Linked DNA regions of Homo sapiens: region 2 is linked to region 1. A link is a contact called in ENCODE Hi-C or POLR2A ChIA-PET data. All regions are on one chromosome and are shown on one strand. Each heading gives the region's core, a stretch centred on a gene start or an enhancer-like site at or near the end of the contact. The rest is flanking DNA. Distances are from core to core; before and after follow the strand shown. Region 1 has its middle 23 kb from the start of FAM50B. Region 2 has its middle 15 kb from the start of PXDC1.

Region 1 (4,089 bases), core at 771-3,270:
TTCTTAGTTGGGGAAATATTGAAGGGGGCGGCCCCTGGGTTCCCGACACCAAACTTGAAACCAGCCTGCTGAAGCTGACCCCATGGTCAACGAGATTCCGAAACCAAGTAATGCGCTGTAGAGGGATGTTTCCTGGGACTGCGCGGTTTTGTTTTATTGCATAAATTTCAAAGTATTTAACATGTAACCAAGAAATTGTTGTGTTCAGAAAATTGCAAAAGAAAACTCAAGAGAATAAGGCCTCCAGAAAAAAACAACAACAACAGCAACATGTTTTTAGGGTAATGAAGGCCAGGAAGAACAATTAATAATTATTAAATCAATGTTGAATTAGATTGTTATTTCAATTCTTGGTGTGAATGACTGAATCATAATCTAGTCACAAGTGATAGAAAAACTGTGAACTGAAAGCCAATTCCAAACTCAGCACGTTGAGATGTTCTGTTGTATTCAACGTGCTGATAAAGCCCTTGATGGAAAGGAAGATATATGGTATCTTGGTATGATATATGGTAAAAGATATATCTTTTACCAAGTTTTACTAAAAGAAAATTTATTTCTTCCCACTAAATAATGTGGACTAATGTAAAAATACGTATATTGGCTTGAAGAGGGGCTACCTTTGTAGCTGCCCTGCAACCCTCATATCTGGGTCGAACCCTGCTGGGTTGAGGTTCTGGACAGTCTGCGTGGGATAAGGTCTCAACAGATGGGGTTGAGACTCCCACTCACTTGGTAATTCTGAAAATGTAATCTAGTGTGTGTGCACTTGTTTATTATTTAAAATCACATTTAATGGCCAGGCACAGTGGCTCAGCCTGTAATCCTAGCACTTTAGGAGGCTGAGGCGGGTGGATCACCTGAGGTTAGGAGTTTGAGGCCAGCCTGGCCAACATGGTAAAACCCCATCTCTACTAAAAATACAAAAATTAGCCAGGCATGGTAGTGCATGCCTGTAATCCTGTCTACTTGGGAGGCAGAGGCAGGAGAATCGCTTGAACCTGGGAGGTGGAGGTTTCAGTGAGTCCAGATGGTGCCACTTCACTCCAGCCTGGGCAACAAGAGCGAAACTCTGTCTCAAAAAAAAAAAAAACATTTATTCAGCACCGATTCTATGGTACAAATTAGATGCAAAAATGAGCTGGCCTTGCCCTGCACTCACAGGGCCTACAGACAAGGAGACAGGGAACTAGAAGTCAGTGTGGTTCTGCAGGACCCTCTGAAATCTAACCTAGCTGCATGACCCAGCAAAGTCTGCAGGAAAACTAAGAACAGAGGCAGCCCTGCTGATGCATTATTTAGCCAGATTGCCCTCCCCACAGCCGCCAGCCAAGCATGTGTTCTGCCAAGGAGAGACAATTAGGTGGCCGCACTGTGGTAGGGCAGAGAGCTCTTGCAGCTCTGCATGAAATGGGCACTGAGGTGAGTGAGTACTTCCCTCTCCTGTTTTAGACCAAGGATCAGTCAACTTTTTCTGTAAAGGATCAGACAGTAACTATTTTGATGTATGTGTGCTGTGAGGTGAGTGCTGCAACGCCCCCCACCGCTCTGTCGTGGTAGTATGAGAGCAGCCGCAGGCACAGGTCACGGAGGGGCGCGGCTGTGTTCAGTAGGGCAGCATTCATAGAAAGAAGCCAGCAGCGACCGACGGGCCCTCGGGCTGCAGGTTGCGGACCCCTACTTGAGAGCCAGGCCAGTCCAAATTCCCAGTTGCCCTTTATTCACGGGGAACTATGTAAACATCAAGAGACTATTTTCCAAAACTCGTTTTTAAAAAATCTCAAGCACATAAAAACACATTGTGCTTCTCGGTGTTTGTTTTTCAGAAGTGTTTTTCCACTGGCATTTTAACTGAAGGGATTTGTTTCTTCTTTCATTTCTCCTGTGCTTCTTGGCGACAGAGTCTACATACCGACATTTCACCCTTTCCTCACCCTCGAGAGTAAGACTTCCAAGATTAAGTTTATTGTACTCGGGAGTTGGCCAAGCAACCACATAACTCCTGTCTGCTCCGAATCCTCAAGGCAGTGCCAGCTGCATTTTTCCAGGCCCGGACAGCATGCCAGAGGGGCAACGTCACAGCCCAGGCAGCCAGGCCTCCGTTTCCTGTCTCTTTCCTCCTGAAAGACACATGAATCATATCAGCTTTATCATTTGACTCGGAGCTCATTTCCCTGTTCCACAAACGCCTGGAGTTAGAGGCAGTGAGAGCCAAGTACAATGAAAACATGAAGTCCTGAGTTGCTTTCTCCCCTTAAGAATGGAACACATGTTCTCCCATCTCAAAAGAAAGCACCTCAGCTGGCTTAATTTGGAGTCTTTTGGCCTGAGCACTTGGCTCCTGGGTCAGACACTGGTGATCTCATCTGAAAAGCTGGGCCCTGCCTGTGCCCAAGGCGGGCAAGGTCCCAGCCATGGTGGCAGCAGGGCCCTTGTGTGCGTCCACCCCTGGCACACGTGGACTGTGTGCTTAGGGGCAGGTTTCTCCTGCAAGTAACCCTAGCTGAGTGTGAATGTAGACAGCAATCTGTGATCACATCACAACCTTTCCCTGAGCGTCTTACCATCCTTGCTCTGGAGTGAAAGGGCTAATAGGAAAGGAAAAGTCTAACAAAGAATTTGGACACATGAATTTGAAACTAAAATATCAATGACTTGTAAATACGAGGAAGGGATCGGGTGGGTCAGAGACAGGAGCTATCCAGATACTGCTCTTACCTGCTCACAAACACATATTGCTAAATTTATTGAGCACTTACTATGTGATAGACCCAGCTTTAAAAAGGACTTTACTTGCACTAACTCATTTCATCTTCACAACAATGCTGCCAGGTAGATAGAGTTGTTGCAGTTTTACAGATGAGGACATTCAGGTCCCAGGAGGTATCTTGCCTGAGGTCGGACAGCTAGCTAAGGTCAGAACCCAGATTGATGGCAAGGATTCTGAACGACTGTGAGTGTTTGTGTGCTGTGTGATCTAAGAGAATAACACGATAATAAGCAGATTCATTATTAAAAAGCATGTATGTGTTTCAGAAACTCCCTGTGTATTTTAGTATAATCATGTTCGGCATGATAAGATTAGACATTTATGTTTATTAGAGCCACACTAATGAAAATATACAACTGGCCAGGCATGGTGGCTCACGCCTGTAATCCCAGCACTTAGGGAGTCCAAGGCGGGTGGATCATGAGGTCAGGATTTCAAGACCAGCCTGGCCAAGATGGTAACACCCCGTCTCTACTAAAACTACAAAAATTGAACGGGCACGGTGGCTCACACCTGTAATCCCAACACCTTGGGAAGCTGAGGCGGGTGGATTACCTGAGGTCAAGAGTTCGAGACCAGCCTGGCCAACATGGTAAAACCCCATCTCTACTAAAAATGCAAAAATTAGCTGGGCATGGTGGCGCACGCCTGTAATCCCAGCTACTGAGAGGAGCTGAGGCAGGAGAATTGCTTGCGCCCGTGAGGTGGAGGTTGCAGTGAACCGAGATCGCACCACTGCACTCCAATCTGGCCAACAGAGCAAGACTCTGTCTCAAAAAAAAACATCAGCCGGGCATGGTAGCAGGTGCCTGTAATCCCAGGTAATCGGGAGGCTGAGGCAGGAGAATTGCTTGAGCCCAGGCAGCAGAGGTTGCAGTGAGCTGAGATCAGCCACTGCACTCCAGCCTGGGCAACAGAGTGAGACTCCATCTCAAAAAAAGAGAAAAAAGAAAATATACAACTCAATATATACACTATCTAACTGTGCATTCATGCAAATATTACTATTTAACACTCCTGGTTCATCTGTGTCCCAGGTTGGGGTCTGCATCCCTGGCTGGTCCCAGAACAGACCTCTGCAACTATAGATGTTATCACTTCATACGCTGGTCTTCTTGGGCTGCGATGTTGCTTTGACCAAGTAATGCTAAGTGTTTTCTAAAAACGTTGGTTAGGCCAGCCTTACCCACATTTAACTGGCTTTTCTGCATCTTCTTTAAATAATATTTTGAAAAAGTTTGTGAAAATTGAATTCTGATTCTCCCAGCATTTGTCTAACTAAAGGGAGGAGGTGTTTATTGGCCTGGAGGGTTGCAGAG
Region 2 (4,089 bases), core at 550-3,049, 60 kb before region 1:
GGGGCTTGGATTTGTCCCCAACAGCATTTCTGAATAGCAAGGACCCATGCTGTTTTGGAGGGAATTGTATGCTGTTTTGGAGGGAATTGTATGGTTTGAGCCATTCAAGGCAAGTAACATGAGGCCATTGTGAGGGGGCTCATCGAGGTGTTTGGGCAGAGATGGGCATACCATCCATAGGCAGTGGGCAGGTGGGTGCCCTTGGAGGGCCTGGCCCAATGAGGACAGGACAAGCAGCTTCTCACTGCCTGCAATGCATGATCCACAGACATGGTTTGGCTTCCATGAGGTGGTGGTTGGTGTATGCTGGCTGCCAGTCGGCCCTCTCCATTCCCAAGTCCCTCCCCACCCACCTCCAAAGCCACCCCTGCCACCATGTTCCCTTCCACACCCTCCCAGTGACTTTAGGCTCTTCCTTTCCTCTCTTTCCAGGGTAAACTTCTTGTTTCCTCCCTCCTGTGGCCTTTCTATTAGAATCTCAAGAGCATTATTGGGGGATGGGAAACCCTGGCTTACTTCTCCTTTTATCACTGACACAATTTTAATTCTTCTTGAAGGTTAGTCTAAGGAAGTGGGGGAAAATTTACATCGAGATGATGTTTGAAGATACCTTACTACAAGCCAAGAGAACATTAGAGTCCCACGTCACCCTTCTGTCTGAAACAAATAATCACGTCCTGATTCCCTTCTGGCTTTTGTGTGTATTTATATGTTCACCCAGGTTTGCTCAATGCAGGTATGGGCATTTCAGTGAAAGCCTCTATTTTACCCTTCTCTCCTTCTCTCTAGTTGGCCAGAATATTTGCTTCCAAGTGCAGCCCAAATTACTTACCTTAATTGTCTGCACCTCCCAAGTATTTCAGCTAATTGTCGAATTGTTGCTACTCATTGTCTTGTGACTGTGTATACCTCACCCACGGGGCTTAAATTCTGCCCAAGCAAAAAGGGCTTGGTGAACTGAAACCAGAAAAAAAGTTCAAGGCAATGGAACAAATGCCAATGTCTTGGTTCAAGGAGCGACTTTTACAGAATTACGTGCATTCGTACCAGTTGTTATGATGAATTGTTCTGACACTCATCCAGACAGAAAAATAATTGAAGTTCCTTTCCCAGGGGTTCTCTAACTCAAACACTCAAAACGACCTGACCTCAGCCCAGAGCAGAAGTCACAAGGCCAAGATTCAAAAAATAAGTAAATACATTTATAAGGAGATATAAACTGCTTTCCGAAAACATCCAATTTGGGTCAATGATTGATGAAGAACTAAGAATAACTGGAACATTTGCTTTTCCTTATTTTTAAAATAATTAAAGTTACTTATAATGCTTATATAGACCTCTGAGCAAGGAGTGTGTGTGTGTGTGTGTGTGTATGTGTATGTGTAAGTTTATGCTTGAAGATCTTTGTTGCTACTCCTACCCCCATCCCCCTGTATATATTCTAGAAACCAGTGCTAGTTCTGATGACCAACTTTGGGCTAAACCACAGCTATACTTTGGAAGCTATGCAATCGCAGACTACTCTGCAGATTTTGCTTTTTGTTAATAACCTATTTTAAAGTTCAGCAGACTGGCATCTCTTTTGATGCTGATTATACTCCTTCTAAAACTCCACTCCAAGTTCAGCGTCAGCAAATCCCAGTCTGACAGAAAGTAAGATTGTTTTCTCAGTTTGCCAGTACACTGCATTTCAGAGACAGGCTCAACCCCAAAGTCGCTGCTGTGGCAGAGCTCATGCCGCGCCTTTTGGACCACAGTGACAGATGGTTTTGCTTAAAGACAATCCCTCTGAGATAGCTCGTCTGCCCAGGCGGCTGTGTGGGCATGCTTCGGGCATGTAGCCAGCGCTCACATGCTATCCACATATTTCACATCCATAACCACACCCGCATATAGTTTAAACACTGTCTGGTCTTCAGAGGCCTTTATGTAACTTTATATTCAATGAAAATAGCTCTTGGTGATTAATTTTGCTGCTTTTGGCCCCTTTCAGGGAAACAAGTTTGACACTTAGTCTGTATTTTTCAAAGCGAGAGAAAATGGAATTGAAAAGAGTGTTTTCTAATGAATTAATTCCAGTGATGTTGAGTCCAACATGAGAAGAAATGTAATTCCTCCTGGAATGCAACTGCACACCTACTGCTCAATGATGTATAATAACTATTTTATTCCAAAAAGGATTTGAAGTGGCTTCCAAAAAATGAGTGACATTAATAGCTAAGGATATTGGGGAGAAACTGGGCATAGCCGATGGATTTCACTTGCCTGTGGCCGTGGCTGTTCATTTTCGTTCATGAGGTGTAAGAAATGAGGAAGGGTGGCTGACCAGGGGACAACGACACCACATCTGGGAATACCCTCCTTCAAATCAGAGACTTACAGGAAAACGGACAGGCCGGCGCACATTATTCAGGCCATTCTCAAATGTTTAATAACTGTTTCATATCAATATCAAGTTAAGCACATTTTAGTAAGGTGGGTGAACATGTTTGCCCATATCCCAAATTATCCCAGACTCTCCACTGTACAGGAAGCGGACAGTGTCTTCCACCAACGCCTGCTTCACAAGGTTTATTCCTTAATAGCCAGACTTGGCCTCTTTTCTTAGCTCTGAGCTGTGAGGCACAGTCAGTGTTTTCAAACAAAAGGTATTTCCAGGAAATCTTCTGTCTGAGGAAGGACGAACACACAGTTCTCTTAGTTGGGGAGCGTGGGAAGGAGGGAAGCAAAGGTGTGGGGGACTTTGGTATTCTCTCTTCTTAACCCAGTACTTGGAGGGTATTCTCCCAGGCCGTTCAGTGGAACAACAAAATGGCTGGAAAACAACACTTTTAAAAAGTTTCTTCCTGGGCACGGTGGCTCATGCCTGTAATCCCAGCACTTTGGGAGGATGAGGCGGGTGGATCACGAGGTCAGGAGTTCGAGACCAGCCTGGCTAACGTGGTGAAACCCCCTCTCTACTAAAAATACAAAAATTAGCCAGACGTGGTGGTGCACACCTGTAATCCTAGCTACTCAGGAGGCTGAGGCAGGACAATTGCTTGAACCAGGGAGGCAGAGGTTGCAGTGAGCTGAGATTGCGCCACTGCATTCCAGCCTGGGAGACAGAGCAAGAGTCTGCCTCAGGAAAAAAAAAAAGTTTCTATGACAACATGTTATGAATGAGCACACTTCCTAAGGAAATGAAACTCCTAAATGCATCAGTAACTTTATTGGGGATCTGGAAGTTGTCTTTTTTTTTCAGTTTGCTAATTATAAATCCAGACGCAAAACCTATGACTTTACCCAATTAAGCAGTTTTTTCACATATTTTTTTCATTTTTTTAAAAATATATTGATCCAACTGTAATAAACATATATTCTGTAACTGTAATATGTTATTTCCCTGCAAATGTTCCTCTTTATCCACATTTTTCCATCCTTTCACCACTCATTCCTTCAACATATTTTTATTACCAGCTAGCAAATAGAGTAAGAACAGCATCAATATGAGCAGAGAATTCTTCTATACTCTGTTTCTTAACTAAAGATAAACAAAGGCCAGGCGCTGTGGCTCACACCTATAATCCCAGCACTTTGGGAAGCTGAGGCAGGCAAATCGCCTGAGGTCAGGAGCTCAAGACCAGCCTGGCCAACATGGTAAAACCCTGTCTCTACTAAAAATACAAAAATTAGCCAAATGTGGTGACAGACGCCTATAATCCCAGCTACTCGGGAGGCTGAGGCAGGAGAATTGCTTGAACCTGGGAGGCGGAGGTTGCAGTGAGCCAAGATCACGCCACTGCACTCCAGCCTGGGCGACAGAGCGAGACTCCATCTCAAAAAAAAAAAAAAAAAAAAAAAAAAAGATAAGCAAGTACTCTGTGCATTGGGAAGTAACTAAGTGGTCAGGGTTTCTATTATCTTTTTGAAATTTAGATTTGTTAGCCTAAGAGATCATGAATCATCAGGCTCTTGGCAACTGTGGGAAAGGAAAGATGATATTCTAGAAACTGATCATCTGGTAATCGCTGATAAGTTCACACATCAATATTTAATTCCACCACAGTTTTGTTTTCAAAGTAGAAGAAGTTTGTATAGGTTGGTGCA

The links. A loop is a pair of places that touch in the nucleus more often than their neighbours do. ChIA-PET counts read pairs that join two places held with the same protein, here RNA polymerase II (POLR2A). Pooled maps may share reads with other maps.
Region 2: a map of right cardiac atrium shows a loop between it and region 1 (2.3-fold over the local background). The contact joins two enhancer-like sites. A Hi-C loop is called at or near these places in 44 of 168 maps with a recorded cell type or tissue (IMR-90, PC-9, Right ventricle myocardium superior and 28 more), 1 of 37 single-sample maps with no recorded cell type and 27 of 50 pooled maps. POLR2A ChIA-PET finds 5 or more read pairs at or near these places in 12 of 52 experiments (AG04449, AG04450, GM10248 and 9 more).

Annotation. Positions count from the first base shown.
Region 1 is chr6:3,824,096-3,828,184 of GRCh38, forward strand. No RefSeq gene overlaps it. Among named protein-coding and RNA genes, the nearest start is that of FAM50B, 23 kb to the right of the region's middle. Within about 2 kb of position 2,021, at least 34 of the 41 ENCODE cell types and tissues checked have a DNase peak (open chromatin) inside an H3K27ac peak, as active enhancers do; they include ascending aorta and tibial artery, where a contact is called at or near this core.
Region 2 is chr6:3,764,617-3,768,705 of GRCh38, forward strand. No RefSeq gene overlaps it. Among named protein-coding and RNA genes, the nearest start is that of PXDC1, 15 kb to the left of the region's middle. Within about 2 kb of position 1,800, at least 3 of the 41 ENCODE cell types and tissues checked have a DNase peak (open chromatin) inside an H3K27ac peak, as active enhancers do; they include ascending aorta and tibial artery, where a contact is called at or near this core.